2 separate regions of the Homo sapiens genome follow, and region 2 is linked to region 1. A link is a loop called in an ENCODE intact Hi-C map of the cell type or tissue named here. Cell type or tissue: CD4-positive, alpha-beta T cell. All regions are shown on one strand. Region 1 overlaps TRIP4 (thyroid hormone receptor interactor 4). Region 2 overlaps ZNF609 (zinc finger protein 609).

Region 1 (5,000 bases):
CCAGGAGCATCTGGCAATGTGGATGATGGTTTTTGGCAAGCGGCCTTGCTTTATTTTCTCATCTATTGATCAAGCAAACTACCACCTGATACAAGGTCAAATGATTTCAATCTCTAGATAGCCAATCTTCTTTGTGCCACAAATTTGTGTAGAGAAGGGTAGGAAACTATAATCCTGATCTATGGAATACTATGAAGGTTACAGGAATTAGAAATCTAATTAAAACAAGTCTTGTTGATTTCTGAAGGATACCTCTTTTTCATGATACTTCTCCTTTAACTTATATTGTATCTCATTTCCTGAGGTTGCTTTGAACAGCATGTAGAAGTGCAGGAATCCTCCCATATGTTTCCAGCTAGAGGTGCTGGCAACTCTCTTTATGAATGTCTCTGATATATAACATTAAAATATAACAGAAGCCACTAGGCTTCATCAGACATGGGAATCCCATACCCATTTTCCCTATGGTTGGCTTTTCTGTAACTTTTTCCCACTGTTTCTTTTTTCTTTTTTTTGAGACGGAGTCTCACTCTGTTGCCCAGGCTGGAATGCAGTGGTGCAATCTTGGCTCACTGCAACCTCTGCCTCTCAGGATCAAGCGATTCTCTTGCCTCACCCTCCTGAGTAGCTGGGATTACAGGCACATACCACCACACCTGGCCATTTTTTTTTGTATTTTTAGTAGAAGCAGGGTTTCACCATGTTGGTCAGGCTGGTCTCGAACTCCTGACATCAGGTGATACACCCGCATTGACCTCCCAAAGTGCTGGGATTACAGGTGTGAGCCACTGTGCCTGGCCTCCACTGTTTCTTTTCTGTGTTTAAGGGTAGCATATGAATTTATTTAGAATTGATGTTAGCCCTATTTTTATCTTATTTATTGAGTAAAGAGTTTATCAGTTTTAAAAGTTGTAGCTTTTGGGTTGGGCGTGGTGGCTCATGCCTATAATCCCAGCACTTTGGGAGGCCGAGGCGGGTGGATCACTTGAGGCTAGGAGTTCGAGACCAGCCTGGCCAACATGGTGAAACCCCGTCTCTACTAAAAAACTACAAAAATTAGCCAGGCGTGGTGGCAGGAGCCTGTAATCTCAGCTTCTGGGGAGGCTGAGGCAGGAGAATTGCTTGAACCTGGGAGGCAGAGGTTGCAGTGAGCCGAGATTGTGCCACTGCACTCCAGCCTGAGTGACAAGAGCAAAATTCTGTCTCAAAAAAAATAAAATAAAAATAAAAAAAGAAATGTAGTTGTCTAATCTATTATACCAGCCTCATTCTTGTTTTCTGAATGAATGAGTTGAGAGTTTAGGAATAATGGCTCTTGACTAGCATTTACCAAACTATTCCATGGCATAGGTGTTCTCTGAAACACAAATTTGGGAAATACCTTTGGATTAAACAGATCTGTTTACTGTAGAACATCTCAGAGCCCTTAATATGCTAGTGTGGATTATGACTCTCTATGAGGTGGATATAACATGCAGTGTTCTCAAAACTTTGAGCATAAATTAATCCCCCACCCAAACATGCACTACCTATTTACATACTACAGAACTGGTATCATGGTATTTACAGTTTAGGAGTGTTAGTCTAAGTATGCTTGATTTTTCTGTATTCTCATAGGTCAACTCACTGAGAGAGAACCATCTAGGAAGTAGTTTCCTAACTGTGACCTGTGCCTTCCCTTCAGTATCTCCATATTCATTTATCACCCAGTTGAATTGCATTTTCTTTGAAAACTAATGTGGATCTAGTAATTTTTACTTCAACTGAAACTAACTTCCTGTGTGACTTGGACCACATTTTGCCTTTACATGCTGTTCCTTTTTCTTTTCCCCCCAAAATTCAGTAATTTACTTCTGACCTCACATTCTTGGCCTTTCTTTGATAAGTTAAAATACACTAAACCCTCACTATTTTTGGCATAGTGTGATCATTTAGTCCTCTTAAAAAAAGAAAATCGAAAAGGTTTTGTTAGTGGTTGTTTTAAAATCAAGTGCACTACACTGTTAAATGGCTTTAAAAATATGTGCTTTCTCCTGAGCCATGAACTAGTCTTCCTTTTTATCTTCTAAGATTAGTATGGCCAACATGACTAATTTGTGCCAGAAAAAATTCCTCTAGATCCTCAACCCTCCTGAGTAATGGCAGAGGATCAGCCTAGAGAAGGTAGAAGTGATATAGAAAAGGCTATGGGTTCAACTCAGGGTAAAAAGGTAGATGAGAGCCATCTCGTTAAAGCTTCTCCTGTGATTCCCCTGGAAGGAGCCCATGCTGTTTGCCAGCATTTTATCTGCCAGCAGCAGATGTAAGCTCTCAAAAACAGCAGGGAGGATGTTGACTGCAACAATGCATCAAGGCTGTGGTTTGTAACCTCAATAGTAAGGCAGTTAAAACTTTTTTTTTTTAACAAAGACATTTTGATTGCCAAATCCATAACCATTAGCAGCTGTGGTTTGAACAGTTCTCTAGACCTAACAAGTTTTCAAACAAAAAGTTGAGTTGGTGGCTTTTGTTTCTACGTGTCTGTGTTGTGTTTGTGCTATTTATATCCCTGCCTTCAATAGAAAATCTGATTTGTCTGAAATCTCCAAGGTCATTGATTATTCTATTTCTTCTGAACTGAATCCATTCCTTTCCTGCCAGCTTACTGACCCTTTAGTCTATTTGATCTTACAGCTTTTACAATAGCCAAGACCCTATCTTCAAGGAATTATGCTGAAGCAGTTATACTGCTGGGTGCCTGTTTCCAATAATTGACGGCAGTAGACTTGTAGTCTTCCAATAGGGAAGAGAATATTACTTCTTCCTTTTTCTAGAAAAGTATCTTCAGGATCTAGGAGAATTTGCTGGAAGAAAAGTAAGCAATTTTTAAAACTTTAAAAAAAAAAGAGTATCCAAGCAACATAGATCTTCAGGAAGATTCCAAGTATCACTTCGTTTGTGGAAATCATCAGCTTCTATCACCAATGAATTGTCTGTGAGTCTGAGAGATGAGAAATTAGAAAATGAAGGATTTAATAGTCAGTATTCAAACCAGGCACTGGAATTCAAAATGCAGTCCACAAATTCTCTTTTAAAATATGTGAAAATGTCCTGTCTGTTGTACTGAGAAAATCTGCCAATATATAGACCTCAAAATATTCCGATAACAGCCCTCACGATGAGGGCTGTTATCTGAGACTCAACAAGAAGAAAAATTGTTATGTTACTAACAACTAGCTTAACCCTGGACAATTCATTAAAATCACAGCTCACTTGAGTGAGATATAGGGAATGTAGTTTTGGAATTCTCTTGAAGACTGGAACATTGACAGGCTGGGCACGGTGGCTCACGCCTGTAATCCCAGCACTTTGGGAGGCGGAGGCTGGTGGATCATGAGGTCAGGAGTTCAAGACCAGCCTGGCCAACATGGTGAAACCCTGTCTCTACTAAAAATACAAAAAAAAATTAGCTGGGTGTGGTAGTGGGTGCCCGTAATCCCAGCTACTTGGGAGGCTGAGGCAGGAGAATCACTTGAACCCGGGAGGCAGAGGTTGCAGTGAGCAGAGATTGCACCACTGCACTCCAGCCTGGGCAACAGCGTGAGACTCCATCTCAAATTAAAAAAAAAAACAAAACTGGAACATTGACTAGAGTTTCTAGATCAAAACAGACTGTCTTTAGGGTTATTTGCAGTCTGGGTATTAAGTACCCACTTAAATGGTTTCAGAAACCATTTATATTATATATATATATATATTTTTTTTATCCAAAGAGCATTGTGTTTTCTTTTTTTTTTTTTTTTTTTTTTTTGAGACGGAGTCGTACTCTGTCGTCCAGGGTGGTGGAGTGCAGTGGAGTGATCTTGGCTCACTGCAACCTCTGCCTCCTAGGTTCGAGCAATTCTCCTGCCTCAGCCTCCTGAGTAGCTGGGATTGCAGGTACGCACCACCACGCCCGGCTAATTTTTGTATTTTTAGTAGAGACAGGGTTTCACCATGTTGGCCAGGCTAGTCTTGAACTCTTGACCTCGTGATCCGCCTGCCTCGGCCTCCCAAAGTGCTGGGATTACAGGCATGAGCCACCATGCCTGGCTGAGCATTATGTTTTCTGTTGTACTTATCCTGAAGAGAGATGGGAAATATTACCACTTTTCCATGTATTTAGTGTTTTGGTTTTCATCTGAAAATAAACATGAAATTCTTAAGATTTTCATATATATTTATTCATTAATAAATACTTGAGCCAGGCGCAGTGGTTTACGCCTGTAATCCCACCGCTTTGGGAGACCGATGCAGGCGGATCACTCAAGGTCAGGCTCTTGAGACCAGCTTGACCAGCTTGGTGACCATCTCTACTAAAAATACAAAAATTAGCTGGGCATGGTGGCGCACCCCTGTAATCCCAGCTACTTGGGTCACTGAGGCAGGAGAATCACTTGATCCTGGGAGGCAGAGGTTACGGTGAGCCGAGATTGCGCCACTGCACTCCAGCCTGGGTGACAGAGCAAGACTCTGTCTGAAAAATAAATAAATAAATACAGCCGGGCGTGGTGACTCACACCTTTAATCCCAGCAGCTTGGGAGGCCAAGATGGGCGGATCACAAGGTCAGGAGATCAAGACTATCCTGGCTAACATGGTGAAACCCCTTCTCTACTAAAAATACAAAAAATTAGCTGGGCGTCGTGGCATGCGCCTGTAATCCCAGCTACTCGGGAGGCTGAGGCAGGAGAATCTCTTGAACCCGGGAGGTGGAGGTTGTAGTGAGCCAAGATTGCGCCACTGTACTCCAGCCTGGGCAACAGAGCAAGACTCCATCTCAAAAATAAATAAAAATAAATAAATAAATAAATAAATAAACACTTGAGAGCCTATTATAAATCAGGCACTGTTCTAAACACTAAGAGAAACAAAAGGATGAATCAACTGTAGATTCTGTCCTCAGATGTTTGAAAGACTTCTAGGTAGATATGTATATAAACCAAATATAAAATAAAAAGTGAACCTAACTGTCTTAAAAGA
Region 2 (5,000 bases), 77 kb after region 1:
CATTTTTTCAATGTAAAGACTACCTTGAAACATTAGATGAAAATGCTTACATACTCCAAAATTGCTTTTACCCCAAAACTGCTTTCACTTGTTTTTCACAGTGACTTTAACATTGTAGACACTCAATAAACAAAGGATCTTTGAGTTTAGGATTTTAGGTAAGGTAATGAATGATGTTTGCAAAGAATAACCATTACAGCTGGCACTGAACCTATCCTGTTATTTATAAAGAAGGAAAGTTACTTTAAAACTGCTACTTTGAGCTTGACTACTTATGATATATGTGTGTGTGTTCTGGAATATTTCATCCAGCCAAATTTTCATTATAATAATTGAGGAATAGTTCTTTCTTTACTTGGCAATTGCAGGTAAGAAAAAAAACCCTGTTCTAGTGCTTCTTCCTTGGACACATCACTAATAGGCAGACCTTCAAATGTATTGTGGATATTACTAAGTATTTTGTAGAGAAGATATACTGTTGGCTAATTGTTATCACTTTTCATTCAGTCAGTACATTAATTGAATGCATTTTAGATACTAGGTTTTCTACTTGGTATTGGGTATACACTGGTAAATAAAACAGAGATGGTCTCTGCTTTTTGAGGAGCTTACAGTTTACCGTCTACAGCAGAGTTCCTAAAAGTGTGTCCCATAAAACCATGTACATCACCAGAGTATCAAAAATGCACATTCTTGGACCCTACCCTAGATATGCCGAATAAGTTTTTGGGGTAAGGGCCCAGAAATCTGTACTTCCAGAAGTCTCTCCAGATAATTGCTATATACATCAAAGTTTGAGAATTTTCCTTTCAAGGTAAGTATTCGGGGCCACTTCTCATTTAAAACACCAGCCTTCTAAACTTGAATTTCACATCAACTCTTATGTATAATTTAGTGGCTAAAAGCGTAAACTCTAGCCAGGCCTCCTGGCTTGAGCCTGGGAGGTTGAGGCTGCAGTAGTGAGCTGTGATCGCACTAGTGCACTCCAGCCTGGGCAACAGAGTGAGACTCCGTCTCAAAAAAATAATAATAATAAATTTTTTAAAAAGTGTGAACTCTGGAGCCAGACTACCTGGCTTTGTTTCCTACCTTTGCACTTATTTACTGAGTGATCTTGACCAAGTTTCTTAATTGTTCTTCCTCAGTTTTCTTATCTGCAAAATGAGAGAAATAGCACCTACATAAGTTTGTATTTATTTATTTATTTATGAGAGGGAGTCTCACTCTGCCGCCCAGGCTGGAGTGCAGTGGTGCAGTCTCTGCTCATTGCAACCTCTGCCTTAACCTCCAGAGTAGCTGGGATTACAGGCATGCACCACCATGCCTGGCTAATTTTTGTATTTTTAGTAGAGACAGGGTTTCGTTGTGTTGGCCAGGCTGGTGTCGAGCTCCTGGGCTCAAGTGATCCACCCGCCTTGGCCTCCCAAAGTGCTGGGATTACAGGCATGAGCCGTCACACCCAGCCTTTAAGTTTGTCTTTAGGCCGGGCGCGGTGGCTCACGCCTATAATCCCAGCACTTTGGGAGGCCAAGGCGGGTGGATCACCTGAGGTCGGGAGTTCGAGACCAGCCTGACCAACATGGAGAAACCCTGTCTCTACTAAAAATACAAAATTAGTCGGGCGTGGTGGTGCATGCCTGTAGTCCCAGCTACTCAGGATGCTGAGGCAGGAGAATCACTTGAACCCGGGAGGCAGAGGTTGCAGTGAGCTGAGATTGTGCTGTTGCACTCCAGCCTGGGCAACAAGAGCAAAACTCTGTCTCAAGAAAAAAAAAAAAGTTTGTCTTTAGATTAAGTTAGCTAATTCATATAAAACACTTAGTGCCTGGCACGTAGGAAGCATTCAATAAATATTAGAAAAAAGAAAAATACAGTTTGAGTGGAAATTGGTCTTAGTCTCTCCTAGGCAATAATGTACTGAAATACAACAACATTCCACTTTACAGGAATCCCAGTATGAATAGATATACATGTTAGCTAAGACTTTTTAGCACTATGGTCTGAAGAAGTTCCAAATCTAGGCTGGGAAATTTTCATGGTGGTGATGTGTTCTAAAGCCCCTGATAATTATAGTTGGAGGTGGGGGGAAGACCAAAAATTAGCTTAGGGCATATTGAAGTGGCCTGTTGAATTTCAGACTTCATATGAATCGAGCTTCTTTTCTGGCCATATCCCTGGCATGGGGTTGGGTATGTTGGATAGATGTTACTGTGGTTTTGCCGGAATATGCAATCTCACGGACACTGGAGTAGTGCTAAGTGTTTTTGTTTCTACACAAGACTGCATGGAAAAAATCTAAGTCTTAGCCCTTAATCTTCCTCCCCCAGTGTGAACTTGTATTTTTGCCATTTGGGTATAAGAGCTTTTACCAGCAGAGCTCATCCAGGGAGGCAGCAGGGCTTGGGATGTGGCAGTAACATACACAGCTGAGATCCTGCCACTGCTGGCTGTCTGAGCCCTCTCTCTGTGGTTTTCACTCTTCAAGCCATGCTTGAGTAACCCGCCTCCAGAGCTGCTGACAGGGCTGTGTTCAGAGGCCTTGGAAATTACACTGTTCATTTCCTTATCATCCCCTGACCTGCAGTGCAGAGCCTTCTGGTGCAGGAACAAGGCAGAAAAAATCCAGACGGCTCCCAGCCAGCATGTGTCAAGAGCTACAAAGAAGGAAATTGGACTTGCTCACTTAAAAACCATGGGGTTAGGCTTTGATTTTCAGTTCCTGTGGAGAGTTATTTGTGTGTATGAGCATGTTGTATCTCTGTGTATATGTATAGAATGAGTCTGTGCGTGGCAAAGCTGTGGAGGAGGACCATTTGAAATAGAGAGCAGAGGGAAGATGGCTTTTCTCTTCACTTAATTTCCCAGTTGTGCCATTGGGGTGGGCCTGGAACCATTAGCATCAGGAAGGTGCCAGACCATATTAATATTTTAAAATATATTTCTCTCGGTACAGTTTAGTCATGGTTCAGAGCACCCACAGAAGAACCTTTCCTGGCTGACCGAGGAGACATTTTTAACAAATCCTATTCCCTAAAGTCATTCATCCTAGATGACATTGACATAGTCAATATTTAAGCTGCCTAAGAAAGTGTAGACTTTGGGTCAGTCCTGGGTAAGAGCAATAGCTCTTTTGAGATGAAGGATAGTGTGATAAAAGAGAGACCTTTGTGATAGCTAAGGTGAACTAAGGAGGAATTTGGAGCATTTTGAGATTTTCTGTTCACAGGGCAAAGTTCTATTATATTTTAAGAGCCCATCCTTGTTTTGGGGGTTGGTATTACAAAGCAATCTACTTTTCTTTTGGCATCTGTTGCTCAAGGAGGCCCAAAGGAAGGACTTCAGGCTGAAGTAAAATGTGAGCAGTAAGAAGTTCTTAGCAAAGTTTATAAATATTCTGTCCTTAATTTTCCTTTTTCTGGATTTCATGTGCCTTCATGTTAGTGGTGCCATTGAAGCCTTTGTGAAGTGGGGAGAAAAAAAATAAATCTTTAAGCTGTCAGACCCTGGAGGTGTTTTAAACCCTAAGTGTCTGTCTTGTTGAAAGTACTCTGTAGAGAAGTGTCTTCACATAAGGTGATAGCTAAGGTGAGAGGGGACTACTTTCTTTTCCCTTCATATAAATTAGTGGGCCCTGTATCAGCAGCAAATGAGAATTCGATAAAAATTTGGATCTCAGACCTCCTCCCAGTCCCTAAAGTTAGAAACTCTAGGCTTGAGACCCAGAAAATTTTTTTTTTTTTTTTTTTTTTGAGACAGGGTCTCACTTTGTTGCCCAGGCTGGAATACAGTGGCACAATCAAGGCTCACTGCAGCCTCAACCTCCCATGCTCAAGTGATTCTCCTACCTCACTTCCTACCTCCCCAGTAGCTGGGACTACAGGTGTGTGCCATCACGCCCAACTAATTTTTAAATTTTTTTAGAGACGGGGTCTTACTATGTTGTTCAGGCTAGTCTTGAACTCCTAACTTCAAGCGATCCTCCTGCCTTGGCCTCCCAAAGTGTTGGGATTACAGGTGTAAGCCACTGTGCCCAGCTGAGACCCAACAATTTGCGTTTTAACATTAGCTGTCCTGTTGATTGTGATACACACTAAAGTTTGATATCTACTATTGTAGAGCACCCTTCCCTCTTAATAGTGAAATTGAAATTACCAAAAACTTTAAAATGTAACGCTGGGCAGTAGGTATGATTTTTTTCTTTTAAAAATATCCTTATATATCTTTAACTCTTTGTGGACAAACTGACAGGAACCTAAAATTGGAATGAATATCTAAGGGCTTAGGACTTTCAGAGCAGAAGAGCAGAAAAGATATTCAAAAAAGACCCACTTTTCTCATCTGAATGGAGGAAGTAAATAATAGTACTGACCTCATAGGGTTATTGTGAGGATTAAATGAGATGAAAAGAGTTAAGCATTCAGCACAGTGCCTAGCATTATAGTAAGTAACCAATAAATGTTAGCTGTTGCTGATGTTACTGTTCTTAGCTTTGAGGTGCAAGGTCATTGTGAAATTAAGGAGAAAGGATATCCTTAGAGACTTTGAAGAATTAATCCCCTGAAGGCTTTGGAAAACAATGAATTTATGATAGCTAATATTCCAGCTCCTACTGATTTCCAAGAAGGCTTCAGGGAGAGATTGATTCAGAGCATTTGGAGGCATTGAAGTTTGGGGTTTTGTTGTTTGATTGGTCAGTTTGGAAGTGTGTGTTGGACTTCTTTTGGCAGAGGGCTGATCTCAGGTTGAGAACCATGGCTTTTGTTTATTCTCCATTAAGGTCAGTTTCTTTGGTATATAACCAACTTCTTCTGAATTATTTTCCTAAGAATTGAAATGAAGATAACATGATTGTTTTCATACAGGAAGTTTCTTTCCTCTCTCTGCTAATCCTTGTAAGGTACAGACTAGTCTTTTGAAGGGATTAGCAGAGGTAGCCAGAACAGTCAAGAGAAGAATGAGGATTGAAGTACTGTAGTCCCCCCAACCTTATCCTTGTTTTT

Evidence for each region. A loop is a pair of places that touch in the nucleus more often than their neighbours do. Peaks named below come from ENCODE experiments on the same cell type or tissue, not always from the same donor. Only the 100,000 strongest peaks of a DNase experiment are listed, where the experiment ranks them.
Region 2: it touches region 1 in a loop (5-fold over the local background); 3 of 110 quality-filtered maps call a loop at or near these places.

The regions. Positions count from the first base shown.
Region 1 is chr15:64,428,112-64,433,111 of GRCh38, forward strand. The region is part of intron 11 of TRIP4 (thyroid hormone receptor interactor 4); the gene reads left to right. Among named protein-coding and RNA genes, the nearest start is that of ZNF609, 30 kb to the right of the region's middle. RefSeq lists enhancers at 1,903-2,414, 2,415-2,926. In CD4-positive, alpha-beta T cell, no CTCF peak of the experiment used is centred here; a DNase peak (open chromatin) is centred at 2,360; H3K4me3 peaks cover 569 bases; H3K27ac peaks cover 2,006 bases.
Region 2 is chr15:64,504,958-64,509,957 of GRCh38, forward strand. All of the region lies in intron 2 of ZNF609 (zinc finger protein 609), which reads left to right. Among named protein-coding and RNA genes, the nearest start is that of ZNF609, 47 kb to the left of the region's middle. In CD4-positive, alpha-beta T cell, no CTCF peak of the experiment used is centred here; a DNase peak (open chromatin) is centred at 2,504; H3K27ac peaks cover 357 bases.